Linked DNA regions of Mus musculus: region 2 is linked to region 1. The links are chromatin loops, found by intact Hi-C in ENCODE. Cell type or tissue: gastrocnemius. All regions are shown on one strand. Each heading gives the region's core, and the rest is flanking DNA. Links, peaks and the distances in the headings are about the cores only. Region 1 holds the start of Smim8 (small integral membrane protein 8). Region 2 has its middle 9.8 kb from the start of Platr9.

What was found. A loop is a pair of places that touch in the nucleus more often than their neighbours do. Peaks named below come from ENCODE experiments on the same cell type or tissue, not always from the same donor. Only the 100,000 strongest peaks of a DNase experiment are listed, where the experiment ranks them.
Region 2: it touches region 1 in a loop (7-fold over the local background); 21 of 42 quality-filtered maps call a loop at or near these places.

What each region holds. Positions count from the first base shown.
Region 1 is chr4:34,773,504-34,781,696 of GRCm38, reverse strand. Smim8 (small integral membrane protein 8) reads left to right here and starts at 3,331. Exons shown (of 3, transcript NM_001330757.1): 1 at 3,331-3,418. In gastrocnemius, for the core only: a CTCF peak has its summit at 3,234; a DNase peak (open chromatin) is centred at 3,294; H3K4me3 peaks cover 1,606 bases; H3K27ac peaks cover 1,183 bases.
Region 2 is chr4:34,917,223-34,925,415 of GRCm38, reverse strand. It overlaps the pseudogene Gm12361. Among named protein-coding and RNA genes, the nearest start is that of Platr9, 9.8 kb to the right of the region's middle. In gastrocnemius, for the core only: a CTCF peak has its summit at 3,022 (motif pointing right); a DNase peak (open chromatin) is centred at 3,027.

The DNA.
Region 1 (8,193 bases), core at 1,950-4,449:
TGTTTGAACTTGAGACTTTCCAGAGGGTTTGTGGCTGGTGGTGGGTGGGTGTTTCTTTTTTAGAGGCATCATTGAACACTTTTCAGAATGCTGTTATACTTCATCAAACATTGTGTGGCTCAGCGGCTCAGTTTCTTGTTTAACGCCCTAAAATGATAGAGTTTAAAGCAAGTAAATGGAGATTCTAATCTTCCCAAAAGCTCCTGTTCTTTTTTCGAGTCTCAGGAAATACCTTCTCAGAACAAATGCCATCGCATTACAATAAAACTGCCCAGTCAACCGTCTTTGCAATGATGTTAGAAGTATGTTTCAGGTTCCAGAAATCACCACTGCAACTGAAGTGCCTGGACCAGGCAAACTTTATTCTTCATTGAGAGGAGAGGTGCACTTGCTTTTTATCAGAACCCAGGTGAGTCTTTCCCCAACTAATGGGGTCCAACCTCATAATCTCTTTCAACTGTGTAGTCTGAAAAGAATTGGCACATGGGAAATAAAGAAGTCTCAAAACATTTGCATAAAAGTCTTAAAAGGTTGGGGGAGATAAAAGATTTTACTTCTTTGTCCTGAGTCCTAAACACAAGTTTTATAGTATTTGATAAAAACAGTTCATATTTTGTATTTCTTTCAATGATCACACATCATAAAGATTTGTGATTAGATCTTTCTTATTTAACCCCAGCCATGAGAAACTGTTGCTTGATCTGTTTTACTGAAAGCTTTTATAGTGTTAAAAGTTGGAATTCTCGGGCTGGTGAGATGGCTCAGTGGGTAAGAGCACCCGACTGCTCTTCCAAAGGTCTGGAGTTCAAATCCCAGCAACCACATGGTGGCTCACAACCATCCGTAACGAGATCTGACGCCCTCTTCTGGTGTGTCTGAAGACAGCTACAGTGTACTTACATATAATAAATAAATAAATCTTTAAAAAAAAAATAAAATAAAAAAAAAAGTTGGAATTCTCAGTTATTTTTAAAAGACTGTAAAACCATTAACCAAAGGTCATATAAAGAGAATTGACAATTTGTTATAAGTGCTAGAACAGAAAATGAAATATTGACTGAGTTTATCTATACAAAGCTTCACTAATAACTTAAGTTATGGTTTTTAACTCTCCATGAACCTGTGTAGCTGTGGCAGGTGACGAATGTTTAGCCAGATAATTACTACTAATGGATATGCATGTAAACATTCTCTGTTGTAAACTTATTCGATTTATGGTTTGAATTTTGTGTAAACTTGTGCTGAACTTTTTACCATGGGATCATGTATTCTGAAAGATGTAAATAAGTGCTGAGGATAAAGAGAAGGGAGCAGTTCTCCTTGTCTCACTTCTCTTAGCAATTCTCTTTGTCCCACTTTTTTACATCCTGCCTTTTTCCTAGATCCCTTACCCACCTACCCCCCTTTTTACAAGCCTGTTTCCCCCTTTTTCTCAGAAAGCTTTCATCGGAAACTTTTTACAACTTAGAAATAAATGCTCAAATCACTTTCCAAAGTGTCCCTTTTTTCTTCCTGTGACTTCAACTAGCAGGATGAAAGTTAAAGCTGTGCAGTTCCTGCTGGAGATAGAACAAAGGCCACTTTACTTAATCTCCTCCTGTTTTAGGATGAGGTGCAAAACAGTTGCTCACCTCAGAAGATCTCAGAAGGCAGGTTAGCTACTGAAGCACAGTGACTTATAATTGAGATAGGAAAACGTATTATTATTATATAGTAACCCTAAGTGCCTTCTAAGACCAAATCTTATCACTGCTAATGCTCAAGGAGAGCCAGAACATGAAAGAAGATCTTCCAGGGCTGGCCCTGGGCAGGTTCACAATTGTCTTTAACTCTAGTTCAGGAATTCCATGCCCTCTTCTGCCTCCAAAGGCATCAGATAGAAAACTCACGCATAGACATATATAAACAACATATATATATATATATATATGATACTACCCGAAATAAATCACAAGGACTGTTAATCCCACAAGGCAAGAATAAGACTACTATCACAATTTTTGAGCTAAGCAGGCTTTATTAAATACTGGCCAGGACAAGGGACACTGCCCAAGGCCATATCCAGGAATCCCAGAGTAACAAATTACATTAGTCAGAAGCGTATACAATCAAAACTGACAAGGCTATATACATCCCACTTTTATGTAATCAGGGGCAAGTATACATCCTGACATATTTCCTGCCTACACCTCCCACCTATGTGTGCACATCCTGTGCAGCTGAGACAACCAGCCTTGTTTACAGAAGTGAAAACAAGTGGCTTGTTGTCTTACAGGAGCAACAGCTCCCAGCATTCCAAGAAGCTATCTGTTCTTGCCAAGAGGGGCTTACAGTTTAGAGACATTTCTGTTTTATGCCTAAAGCACACAATAATTTAAACTTAAAATATACCTTTAGCCTTCACAGGACAACTCAGGAGTCAGGATGGGAGGCCATAGAAAAGAGAGAGTAGGATTGGTTTTGAAAATTACCACAAACAATGTTCACATTTGTCAACTGATAATCCATTAATTATATCATATACTTTGGCTTGATGTCCTCGTAAAATAAGGCTAGGACTTATATTACTTAAAAAAAAAAAACCCGTGTTTGAGAAAATACTGATAATGTATGATTTTTGAAATTAAATATAAGCGAACTATTAATATCTATGTGAAAAACAAAATCGTCAGTGCTATCAGAGATCCCGTGAGAAGTCTCTTTAACCCCTGGAGATCTAATTTGGGAAACTCTGATTAGTAATCTCTGATCAATTTGAATGTGTTTTTTTTTTTTTTTTTTTACACAAGTGATGGTAGATGATCCCTGTCTCAGAACGGCTAGACTGACCACAGTCCCGGTTCTAAAGACTCGAACCCTTCACCACCACATGTAAAACTTCTAATTCCAGTCCCTTTTCTCTTAAAGCTCTTCTGCCACACCACTGCTCAACTAAAAGCACCCTATAAAGCCCCAGACTCCTTTTTGGCGATACTGCACTTCCTTCTCTTGGAGGCAGCTGGATTCTAGCCTGAATCTTTCCATTTCCATTAAGTGCCATTAGGTCCCATTTCCAATTCTGGATATCTCTTTATATAAATATACATGAAACCCACGAAACGAAAGCTTATTTGAATGTGAGAGGCTGAAAGTCAAAGGCCCCAAGAAATCAAACCAGACTGCTCATCTGGGTTCCAAAGCCAAGGGCTCCTGCAGTTCCAATGCCAGGGCTCGGCCCGGACCCCTGCTCTACGGCCTCCGGAGCATAGATGGCGCTGTGGTGCGGCTCTTAGAGCCCCGGCGGGAACGCGCACTGGTTGGGCGCGCACCGGGCGAACCGGAAGGAAAGTCCAGCAGCGGGCGTTCGCACGGGACGCCGGAAGTCTCTGAGCCTGGCGGCGTCCGAGCTGAAGCTTCCCCGGCTTCCCAATTGCCCAAGGTCAGGCTCCGCCAGCCCTCGAAGGGGAGGGTTGTGGTTTGCAGAAGATGCTAGGGTAGGTTGCCGGGAAGCCTGCCCGCCGACCACACAAGTTTTCACACTTGTTTATGAAGATTTATACTGAGCTCCGTAGGAGCCTGGGTATCTGACCGCGGTCTGAAAAGCTTTACAGCCTTCAGGTCCTTGCCACAGTGACACTCTTTCCCCAATCCATGAGTGGGGTAAATTACGAGGTGGAAAGTGGGTTTTGTGTGTGGTGTTTTTCTTTTTTCACTTTAAAGTTATATTTTACAGTAAAAACGATAGAGTTTATTTTTTAAAATCTAAGCGATCTCATTTCCCCACTGTGAGACAGGGGGCTGGCTGTCTTGGAACTCGTTCTGTAGACAAAGCTGGCCTGGAGCTCAGAGAGATCCGCCTGCCTCTGCCTCTCTAGTGCTGGGCTTATCTTAGGGTCCTGCGTCTGGTAGTACTTTATAAATGCAAAACACTTTCCTCAAAAATCAGTTTTGGAAAAAGATGCTGATGGAATAGGAGTCCACTACAATGGGAAGAATTGGATTATCCTACCCTAGTAGTGAAAAGGCATCGAAGGTAGGAAGGTTGCACACTATCTGTAGGATGACCGCTATTTTGTTAACATCTTTCCTTTTAAGAATGTTAACAATGTTAAATACACATCTGTAATATTGCAGTGTATAATATCATTCCTTTTATTAAGGTGGAATCAGAGTTGTCACTTACTCAAAAAAAAAAAAAAAAATTCCTTTAGAAGCACCAGAGTTGAGATTAAGCTTACTTAGTTCCCTCAAGCTATAAAGCCCTGATTCTTTCTCAAAGTTTCTCATATTAATCTAAACTATTGAAGGTGTCCTACTCCGGACTTTTACTTTCTTAAGCACTAAAAGAGTATAGTATGTGAAACATAATAACAAGAGTATCTATACTATCGTTGAATGTTTGGTCCATTTGAGGCAGTTCTCTATATATTTGAAAATAGAGTGCTTTTCCTAAACCAGTTCTCATTGTTTATATCTTCATACTTCCCCATACAATATAATATAGGTAGCTATGCCAATCTTGTTCTAGTGAATTTGGTGTGTACAGACACGGATAGTTCATTCGTTCACATGCACACATGTGCAGTATGTGTGTAGAAGCCAGAGGTCAGCCTGATGATGTTCCTCAAGGGCCACGTACCTTGTTTTCTGAGACAGAGTTTCTCACTGGGACCTGGGACTTACTGATCCCAAAGGGCTGACTGGTCAGAGAGCCCCAGAGATGAGCCTGCCTCCCCCACCCCAGCACTGGGAGTTTTATGGACATACCACAGCCTGGGTTTTATATGATGCTGGGGATTGATGCAGGCCCTCAGCACTGCTAATTAGTAACAATATATCGTCTGACAGTTATCAAGTGTTTATATAATGAGCTTCAGTGTTTTCTCCCTCATTGCCCACGAGTCCACCAGTCCAACCTCTTCTTCCCAACAGGCCCCTCTTTCCTCCCTCCCCCCTAACCTCCCTGTGTGCATAAAGTTATCTACCAGAGCAAGAACAGTTTATCAATGGGTATACCACTGAGGGAGATGGCACGTTCTCACTAGTTAACTGCTAATAGTTCCTCAGGGAGGAGTGGGGTCTGGTGCTTATTTTGTGTGAATAAGTATTTGTCTGTGTGTGTATATATATGCACCATGTGCGTGTCTGGTACCCATGGAGGCCAGGAGAGAGCATTGGACCCCTGGAACTAGAATTGCAGGCAGTTGTAGCCACCATGTGGGCTCTGGGAACTGTCCCTAGTCTTCTACAAGGGAAACAAGTATTTTTAACTGCTAGGCTGTCTCTTTAGCCTAACTAGTAAGTTTTCAAGTGTTGCTTCTCAAATATATTGTGGATCATCCCTCTAAATATTAATTTTGGTACAGTAGAGGAGGAAACACATACACACATTAAAAGATGGCTAGCCCTGACTTTGTTTGGACTTCTATATTGTGTCATGATTTCATAGACCTGCTCTTTTGTCTTGAGGTATACCCTTTCCCCGCACAAGGAAGAAAGGCAGAGCAAAATAAAAAACATCCTATTATAGAGCAACATATGACATAAGTGTAGCTTATCATTTTAAACAAGTATGAGAAATTCTGTTCGTGGCATGCCCGCTCATGTTCTTGATCATTAGTAGATAAGAAAGAAGTGTGATGGGAAAGGAAGACAGAAATACAGGCGCTTGGACAGATCGTACAGCTGACAGGGAGAGATAGCTCAGCGGTTAAGAGTACTGACTGCTCTTCCAGAGGTCCTGAGTTCAAATGCCAGCAACCAGATGGTGGCTCACAACCATCCGGAATGAGGTCTGATGCCCTCTTCTGGTCTGAAGACAGCTACAGTGTACTTACATATAATAATAAAATAAATCTTGAGGCCAGAGCGAGCAGGGTTGGAGCCAGCAGGGATCCTGAGTTCAATTCTCAGCAACCATATGATGGCTCACAACCATCTGTACAGCTACAGTGTACTCATATACATAAAATAAATAAATCTTAAAAAAATATTTTGCAAACAGATGCACATGGGTTAATCACCAAATTATTTAAGAGTAGTGCAAAGACAGTGTCCCATCATCCCCACTGTAGTGTGTAGCCTTTAACACAAGAAAGGTACAACTAGAGGTTGGCTAACTGTATGCAAATGAATAAGAGCAAGCTACCTCAGTGACAGATGGCAACAACAAAAGGGCAGAAGCTGAAGAGAGCGAAGGGAATATTTAGGATGTTCAAATGGAAGCTCACCTGAAGGTATCATTTCATTCAAGTGGTAGTGTCAGGATAAGTTATTGCTGTGCCTTGAACTTGTGGTTAGTTCTGCAGCTTTTCAGAATGGAACTTAGGTTTAGTTCTAGACTCCTTGAAAAGAGCCAGTGAACTTCTCCTTCTAGATTACAAGTTCACTCGTTGCAGTTGCAGTTTGTTTTCTCACACAGTACTTACTGGTAATTTAGATGTGAAGAAAGAACCAAGACTACATTCTTCCTACACATGCAAAGTTCTGTGGAGCAAAGAGACAGACAAGGACTTTCTCTTATATGAAAAGCTTTTGTTCTTTCTTTCTAAGATTTATTTCATTATTTATTATATATTAAATATTTATTTTATGTATGTGTGTATTTATTTTATATATTATTTTATACATTGTTGCTGTCTTCAGACACACCAGAAGAGGGCATCGGATCTCATTACAACTATGTGGTTGCTGGGAATTGAATTCAAGACCTCTGGAAGAGCAGTCAGTGCTCTTAAACTCTCCTCTTTGATCTTTTGTTGTTGTTGTTGTTTTGTTTTGTTTTTGTTTTTAATAGCAAGCTTCAAATCAAAGTTTAATTCACACAATAAAAATTCACTTTTCAAACCAGGTAGGGGAAAACTCAAATTTTAGAGGAGGAAAAAAAATGAGCGCTTATACAACCATTCACATGGTTGCTGAGATCCAGTGGTCAATAAAGTCATCTGTATAGGAAATGGTAGAAAGCAGGGATGGTTCCTGTGAGAGCTTCAAGCTTCATCTACAGGAAGACAGCACTCAGTGGGAGTATTTGAATAGGTTCTGCCCTCAGTTGCTGACCATCACTGGTGTCCCAAATTAAGGATCTAAAGTGGTGGCTCTCACCCGTCCTAGTGCAGTTCCTCATGTTGTGGTGACCCTCCGCCATACAATTATTTTTGTTACTACTTCATAACTGTAACTTTGCTACTGTTGTGAATCATAATATAAATATCAGTGCTTTCTAATGGTCTCAACAACCTCTGTGAAAGAGTTGTTTAACCCCAAGGGATTATGACCACAGGTTGAGACTGGCTATAGGGAACAACTTAACTCTCAAGAGTTAGTGAATCCTACTCTGTTCTAAGGTGGAATCAGAAAGTCTGGAATTACGAGCGAAGAGGTCTTGACAGTAATAACCATAGCATATGTGGAAAAACCAACAAATAAACAACCTTTATTTGACAGATGTAGAAAATGAGAAATTCTTTCCTTGTAAACTGATGTTCTTAGCACGTTATTAACCCAGTTAAGTGCTGGCAGTGAATAGTGATAGCTGCAGCTATTTTTAAATACTGAGCGCCTAGTTTTCTCCATAACCATAAAGTTGCAAAAATATTGCTTTTCATTCCTGTGAAACAGAAGAGTTAATGGCCAAGAATTCGTGTACAAAGCACCAGTACCTGAGTAGGAATGTTTAAATCTTCATAACATTTACTGCGCATGAAGCTGCAGTCTTTCCCCTGTGTGGTTAACTTGAGTCTCTGGGGACATTGCTTTCTCTACTTCCCTGCATTATGTGGTGGAAATGATACCTGGAAGCAAAACCGAACCAGAAGACAAAAGACACATTTGGGTTTAACTAGATAGAGAAGTGTTTAGATTAAGGAGGTAGCAGGTCCTGTCCTCATTTGGAGGGTGCCGACTGGGCTGAGAACAGGTAGAAATGGCTGCCATTGGACAGGGGAGGGCTTCAGACTTTGGGGGTCATGAAGGATAACAGAGAGGCTGAGAGGAGTATGAGCTGGGCTAAGTGGTTGGAGGAGATAGTAAGAAAGGAATGGTTGTCTTCCCTCAGGCTGCTATGGAAGGGCAAGTGGTGGGGGGAAGTAAAGATGGCAGAAATGAGGAAGGAATGGTTGGTTACACTCTGATCTCTGCCTTAGCCCTGGCTGCTTACAGTGTAACCAGGACCAAGTGACTTCCAACTTGTACCCGTATTGTCATACTCGAGAA
Region 2 (8,193 bases), core at 1,945-4,444, 140 kb before region 1:
GGCACATGCCTTTAATCCCAGCACTCGGGAGGCAGAGGCAGGCGGATTTCTGAGTTCAAGGCCAGCCTGGTCTACAGAGTGAGTTCCAGGACAGCCAGGGCTACACAGAGAAACCCTGTCTTGAAAAACAAAAACAAAACAAAAAACATAAAAACAAGAAACGACATCAGGTCAACATGTGCATATGTGTTGTGTCAGTGTGTGGTACACGTTCTTCAGAGTTTAGTGATTGATTTTACAACAGTGAGAGGAGTTGGCTGAGTGCCACAGGTATGGAGGAGGGGGAGGAATTGGGAGAGTAATCTACCCGGGAGGACTAGGCAAGGGCAGGGTTGACATCTCAGCTGATTTCACAGCCCTGTAGGTAACTCCATCAGTCATTCATGCAATCTGCTTTAATCTTTCCTTGAATGTAGAGGACTGATCCAGGAAGGCTGAAACATTCATGACTCCTGGCCATACACTATTGTTTTAAGAACTGTTTTTAATTGACTTTGACCTCATGCCTTCAGACACCAGAAACTCATTTCTGAAGGCACTAGAATCATGTGGGTGATGTCTTTTTTTTTTTTAGTTACTTTTATGTGAATGTATGTTCTACTTGAATGTATGTATGTGTACCACAAGGATACTTCATTACCACAAACGGAGGAGGTAGTGGGATCCCTTAACTGGTGCTTCAGATGGGGTGAGCTTCCATTTTGGTGCTGAGAACTGAAACTGGGTCTTCAGTAAGAGTAGAATGGTCTTACTCAATGAGACATCACTCCAGCTAAGATGAACATTTAGCACAAACAATTGGTTGGAGTTAAAACATGTTTAAATTGATATAAAATATGATTATTTGACCTCAATTCTCCCCAAATCATATCCAAACTTCATAACCCAAAGCTTAACCCTAACCCACTGACTCTAACCCTAACTAACCAATAACCCTAACCCTAAATCTCTCAAAGCTAACTACAACCCCAACACTAACCCCTAACCCTAACCACAACCCTGAAGGTGACTCCATGCTATCAGCTTCATTCTTTCTCTGTCGAACCCTAACCCGAAATCCTAGTCACTAACCCTAATCCTAACATTAACCCCTAACCTAACCTTCTAACTCTAGCCCCAAGCTTAAGCCTATAACCCATAACAACCTTAATTCTAGGATTTTGTTAAGCATGCAAGGTAAACCAATTTGGATGTAGTAAATGTTAAAATTGCCCAAATACTCTCATGTTAATAATTATTACATATAAAGTCAGCTATGATATCTGACGGCAGTTTATCTCTAAATGCATCTCCTTCTTTCTCGAAGCCTTGTTCTCTGTTTGCATGCCTGCCACATGTGGATGCATTTGTGCGTGTGTGTGTGTGTGTGTGTGTGTGTGTGTGTGCTTCTTTTTCCTGCCTAGTGATCTAACTATGCTAGCCAAGGAATACTTGTTTTGGGTCAGTTTTATGTGCTGGGTTTGGATCAACTTTCTCTGCCTTTACCAGGAGACCTCTTCTCCCACTGAGTCTTAGGAATTTCCTGCAGGTTTTTGCAAATGTGAAAGAGCTCAAGACAGGGGGTGACCAATCCCCCATATGTAGTTTCCTTCTGACCCAGGAATGGGTATGTTTGTTATGCTTCCCTGTGAGGTCACTGCAGGTCACGTGTTGCTCCCCTTGACACCGCCACAGTTCTGGGTGGGAGGGAACAACTGTTTCTTGTCTTCAGAGTCATTATCATCAGTTGCTCATACAATCCCTAAAGTAAAAGCTTGGAGAGGTCACAGGAGAAGAAGCTGAAAATTTACGAATTTGAGGTGCGTCAGGAAACAAAGGCCAAATGACAATAAATCAATTTTAAATACAACAAAAACCAAGACAAACAAAACAGAAACAAGATACGTTCAAGCCGGGTGTGGTGGCACACGCCTTTAATCCCAGCACTCGGGAGGCAGAGGCAGGTGGATTTCTGAGTTCCGAGGCCAGCCTGGTCTACAGAGTTCCAGGACAGTCAGAGCTATACAGAGAAACCCTGTCTCGAAAAACCAAAAAAAAAAAAAAAAAAGATACCTTCAAAGTTCCAAAGGCAAAGAAGTTCTGAGAACAAGCAAAACAGACCAAAAATGCCTTTAGAGATCTACAAGCAAGCAAGCAAGACCAAATGTCAAGACCAAAATGTGTTCAAACCAGATACTTTAAGCCAAGTGCTTTGAAAGCAGAACAAAAAAAAATTATTTATCTAGGTAGAGTCTTTTTTAAGCAGCTCAGAATAAACAAATAGACAGCTGGTCAAACCAATAGAGGTCTGAATCCCCAAAAAGAACTCAACAGTCTATCTGAAGAAATGACATCAGATGGTCTCAACTCAGTGGGTTTATTCCTAGCTTCCATTCTGGTGATTCTACCAGTGAAAAGTGGATAGTTCCGTAAGTCCCATGTTGCAGAATCAATATTGTCAACACAGAACCAACAGCGCCTACTGTATAACACGTTCCAGACGTTGGCACCAGTGACTCCATGATGGAAGAGCCATTCAGGTTGTAAAACTCAGCATGCTGACGACACCATCTCAGTCAAAACTAAAACAGAGGCCTAATCCATCAACGTCCACAGTTCTGTGAAAGTCTCTAAATGAACTAACCTTGCCTTCTGACTTTGTATTTCCGCTTCTGGCTAACTGTTCTTGTTAACTGAAGGATGTCAACCCAGAACATGGTTTTGTGCTTAATAGCTCCCCCTAAGGAAGGCTTGGGGCTGCACTGGGATCCCAAACGCCCGGTGTAGTCACCTGCTGGCTAATACACACTTTGTGTTGGCTTAAATCCACATCTGATGAGTCTTCTCTAGTAGATAGCCTACAACACTCATCTTAAAAGAGACTAGAATATAGTTTGATCTTGAGCCATTTTGAATGACTGCGGTCTGGGAGCATGAATTCTATGTTCCTACATTCATTTATCTGACAGAGAAGCTCCTAGTTTTTCTTGGCTAGGCACTGAACCAACAATCAGAAACCTAATCTGTAGTTGTTGCGTACAATGAACACAAGGTGGCACAAGCTCCCCTCAGCATGGGAAGGAGGACCATGAAGCACAGAAAGTCCTGTGGTTTCCTTAGTCAAACCCTCATTCATTCTCTCTCTGTCTCTCTCTCTCTCTCTCTCTCTCTCTCTCTCTCTCTCTCTCTCTCTCTCTCTCTGTGTGTGTGTGTGTGTGTGTGTACCTGTTTCCCTAATTTTTTTTTACAATGTATACTTCCTGTAATTTTTAAGCAACCCCTTTACAGAGAAACACTCTGACTCAAAAACAAGAAACAAGGGCTGGAAGGATGGTTCAGCGGTTAAGAGCACTGACTGCTCTTCCAAAGGTCCTGAGTTCAAATCCCAGCAAACACATAGTGGCTCACAACCATCTGTAATGAAATCTGATGACCTCTTCTGGGATGTCTGAAGACAGCTACAGTGTACTTACATATAATAAATAAATCTTTAAAAAAAACTTTAAAAATAAGCAAAAAACAAACAAAAAAAAAGATATTAATGGCAAGTTTTAATCAGCACACTAGATATCTGAAAATGTAGGAAAGTCACTGACCTTGAAGGAAAAGGATGTTACTCAATTATGACTGGTATATTTTCATCCTGGAAGAAGGTACCACAAGCTGTTTTTTAATTGGTTTTATTTGGATTTTACAGAAACCTGTACAGCTACAGTGTACTCATATATACATAAAATAAATAAATCAGAAGGAGGAGGAGGAGGAGGAGAAGGAGAAGGAGAAGGAGAAGGAGAAGGAGAAGGAGAAGGAGAAGGAGAAGGAGAAGGAGAAGGAGAAGGAGAAGGAGAAGGAGAAGGAGAAGGAGAAGGAGAAGGAGAAGGAGAAGGAGAAGAAGAAGAAGAAGAAGAAGAAGAAGAAGAAGAAGAAGAAGAAGAAGAAGAAGAAGAAGAAGAAGAAGAAGAATCAGCCCTGCCATTTATGGAGGCCTAATAAGATGATGTAGGCTACTTCATCCTGTCCGGGAACTCATGTATACAAAATTACTGACACCAACATGCAGCCTAAAATGGCTTTTGTGTGCCTCACTTAAGTTGTACCTGAGAGTGCAACTTAGGACTCTTTGTGGATCAAAAGATGTTTTCCGAGTAGACTGGGGGAGCTCAAGACATTTTACAGCATCCAAGAGCTTCTTCCTTCCCCCAATACAGCATCCCATAGAATCTTCAGAAGACTTTGATAAGGAGGATAATGGCTGTGCACACTGTTTACACACAAAAACTCAACATGTGTGCAGCTGAGAGCTTTTTCTGGAATCCTTAGTCTGTTATCCACCACAGGTGGCAGGGTGGATTCTGGTTATTTTTAGGCAACAGCAAAGGGACTCATACGTGGGTGGGTTCCCCGAAAGTCCCAGGAGCATCACCGTACTAATGATGACATTGGTGCACCAGCAGAACAGTGGGAGTTTTCACTTTAAAATCATCATGAAGCTCAGAACAAAGGCTTCCTGCATCCTGCCTACATCAGACATCAATACCAGAACATCAGAACCAGAAGCATCAGTCTCCCACTCTGAAGGTTGGTCCAGAGAAAAGCTCCCTAGTCCCTTCTAAGCCATGGTCAAACCTCAGAAAGCAGCAAGAGGATTCCCTGAGCAGGCTTGGGAGTCATGGAACAAACTGCAGAAAAGAAAAGAAGAGAAGAGAAGAGAAGAGAAGAGAAGAGAAGAGAAGAGAAGAGAAGAGAAGAGAAGAGAAGAGAAGAGAAGAGAAAACAGAGAGAGGAAGGAAGGAAGGAAGGAAGGAAGGAAGGAAGGAAGGAAGGAAGGAAGGAAGGAAGGAAGGAAGGAATTTGCTTTCTCCAGACCAAGGTCTTTTTATTCAGGACAACCTAACTGAGGAAACATGGTACTCACCCTAGCTGCAGTAATACTGCGGCTCATCCACTCTCCTTCTCTTTTTTGATTGAAATTCTTCAAATTGCTGCGTGTCCTCTCTAACAACCGCACCTCCGTAAATCTCTTCAGATACTCTTTAAGTTTAGTATTCACAACTGAGCTCCACTTGGTGGACTCTACTAGTGCTGCTAAGGGTGTCTTTTTTTTTTTTTTTTCTTTTCATATTTGGTGTTTTCGAGACAGGGTTTCTCTGTATAGCTCTGGCTGTCCTGGAACTCACTCTGCAGACCAGGCTGGCCTCGAACTCAGAAATCCGCCTGCCTCTGCCTCCCAAGTGCTGGGATTAAAGGCGTGCGCCACCACTGCCTGGCACTAAGGGTGTCTATTAAGTTGCCTGGTCACTCTTGCCTTTGTTCCATGAGCTAGATGTCCTGTCAGGAACAGGACATCTAGCTCTCCGTGCATTGGCTTAGAGTCTCGTCAGGTGCACAGCCTGCGGCGCCTGCTCAGGGGCCAATAGGTGGCATGTTTCTTCAGAGTGCTTAGCTTGGCGCGCCCAAAGTCTGCAACTCAGTTTTGATCTTTTCTTCCTTTCCTTTCTCTCTCTCTCTCTCTCTCTCTCTCTCTCTCTCTCTCTCTCTCTCTCTCCTTCCCCCTCCCTTCCTCCCTCCCTCTCCCCCTTCCTCCCTTTCATTCTTTCTTTCCATTTATTTATTTATTTATTTATTCCCTTTACATGCCAATATCAGCCCTCCCCTCCCCCAGGCATTGTACTTCTTAAACACTGTCTGGAGGTCCGATTCAGAACCCGAGCTGGTACAGGGTTCATCATTCTGCACAGCTTCAACTTCCTTGCCAGCATATTCTAGAACATCCTCTTCTAGGGTGTTATCCGGGTGACCTCTATTTTCAAGGCTTCATAACTTCTTGATCGCCCATCTTGTTAACAAACAGTAGCAGATATTCTGGTAACTGCCAACTGGGCAGTGCAAGGAAGAACAGTGGTTCATACAAGCCTGCTATACCATCTCTTGGACACCCCGACTCTCAGGGGGGAATAGCACCAAGATGCCTGTCATGGAGCCGGTCCTCACAGACATAACTGATTCATCTCGTCTAGAACCTTACCTCGGGATCAGAATGGCGTCCCTTACAAACGCGGTATAATCCAAAGAAACTGTGTTTACTGTACTGTTACAAGAAGTTACCACCGTCCATTTGTCAGGAAACAATTTGCATTCCGAATTTTTTAACTTGCTCTTTCCACAATCACAACAAAAGTTTCTTTTGGGTCCAGTTCAGTTTGTGACTCCCACGGTGTAACTGCAAGCTAGACAAACTCCTTCTGGGTCTTCTCCCTCTGGCACGCAGGTGCAATGGGAATATGGTGCTTGTCTCTTTGCTGAGCAGAGTGATAGCCTGGGGCCCCTGCTGGAGGGCACAGTACCACAGTCGGTTTAGAGGGTCGCATCCCTTCCAGACCGATACAAGATGTAGCAAGCAACTTCGGATAACCAGAAGGAGACAGGATTAATTTGAGTTTATGATGGGGAAGGCATGCCAACAGAAACTTGATCACATCTGGGCTGACCAGGAATCGGCTTGCCTTCCTTCCTTCCTTCCTTCCTTCCTTCCTTCCTTCCTTCCTTCCTCCCTCCCTCCCTCCCTCCCTCCCTCCCTCCCTCTCTCTCTCTCTTTCTTTCTTTCTTTCTTCTCTTAGCTCCCTAACTTTTCTTTATGATATATACTTTCTGTAAGTTTTAGGCGAGCCCTCTACAGAGTGACTTCCCGCCTCCAAAGATAAAGATATTAAAAGCAAACTTGAAATAGCACACTAGCTATCTGACATTTAGAAACGTCACTGGCCTTGAAGGAAGATGAAGTTACTTCACTATGGTGTATCTGTTTTCATTCTGGAAGAAGCTGCCACAAATTGTTATTTTCTAACTAACACCTAGAAAACGGCTTAACACTTTATCTTTACGGTAACTGAGTGCTTTTCAAGAATGTAATTAGACCCAGCACTCAGGAGACAGAGGCAGGCGGATTTCTGAGTTCAAGGCCAGCCTAGTCTACAAAGTGAGTTCCAGGACAGCCAGGGCTATACAGAGAAACTCTGTCTCGAAAAACAAAAGCAAGCAAACAAACAAACAAAGAATATAATTAGTATGCTGTTTCAGGGTCTTTAAATTAAGGAAGTCTTCATTGTCATGACTTCCTGGATGCCCTTAATGAAGGTGCCTGGACGCACATGATTCTTGTCCATTAGGATCTACACCAATGCTAATAAGTAAATCCTTAGCTTGTGTAGCCGACAGGGTTCCAGGGAGTGGTAGGTTAGGTCTGACTAGTATTTCATAGTAAGTCATCCCTTATGGGCTCCATAAATGCATTTAATTTAATTTAGTGTTTGTTTTTTTTGTTTTTTTAAGACAGGGTCTCACCATGTAGACCAGGCTGGCTTACAAGTTCCACCCACCTCTTGTAGGAAACAAGCAAAAGAAACAAATTCTAAGTACTACGGTTTTGTTTTCTGACTCCATTTAATCATAGGAAGAAACTAAATTCAAGGTCCCAGGTCCTAGGGGAACTGAGGACTTCCCCATACCTGAACAGCTTCTGTTGTAAACAGCTGTCTGAATCCAGACATCTCAGGGACAACTTCTCCATCTTGCTGGCAGGGTCAAACAAGTTCATCTTCCCAGGCCTAGGAATGAATGCCTAGCCCACTTCTCCAAATGTTTTCTTAATTGTTGGTTAACTGGTAAAGACCATAGAAACTGCTGTTATCTAAACCAGGGTGCATAAGTTGTAAAAATGCATAACCAATCGCCTGTTCTGCCCTAATTAACTCCATGCAGCTGGCCTGCTCCTTTGTCCCCTTCTCACTCTGAGCGCCAGACATAACGTCTAGGAGAATGAATTAAGGACCTTGAAGCCAGGTGCCCTGGATACGGTCCAGTCTCCAACGGGTACTCCCTTGCTTAACCCATAATGTCAAAATACAATTGGATAACAGCGCAGCTCACCCAAGCTTCCCCCGCCCCCAACCCCTTTGCAGTTTCACCCTTTGAAAATGCAATATAGCTTTTCTCTCACCCCCTAGACTCAGTTCAGATGTCAAACTGGTCACCTTCCTGACCATTCAGAAAATAAAGCTTTTGTTTTTAAAGTTTCTGTCTCTAAAGTTTTCGAGTTTTCTCAGCTTCCACACCAGACCCAACACTCTGACTCTCTAGTGCTGGAATTAAAGGCATGAAACACAACACATGGCTTGCATTTGATTTTAAACTCAAGAAAATCCCATTTGCAAACAA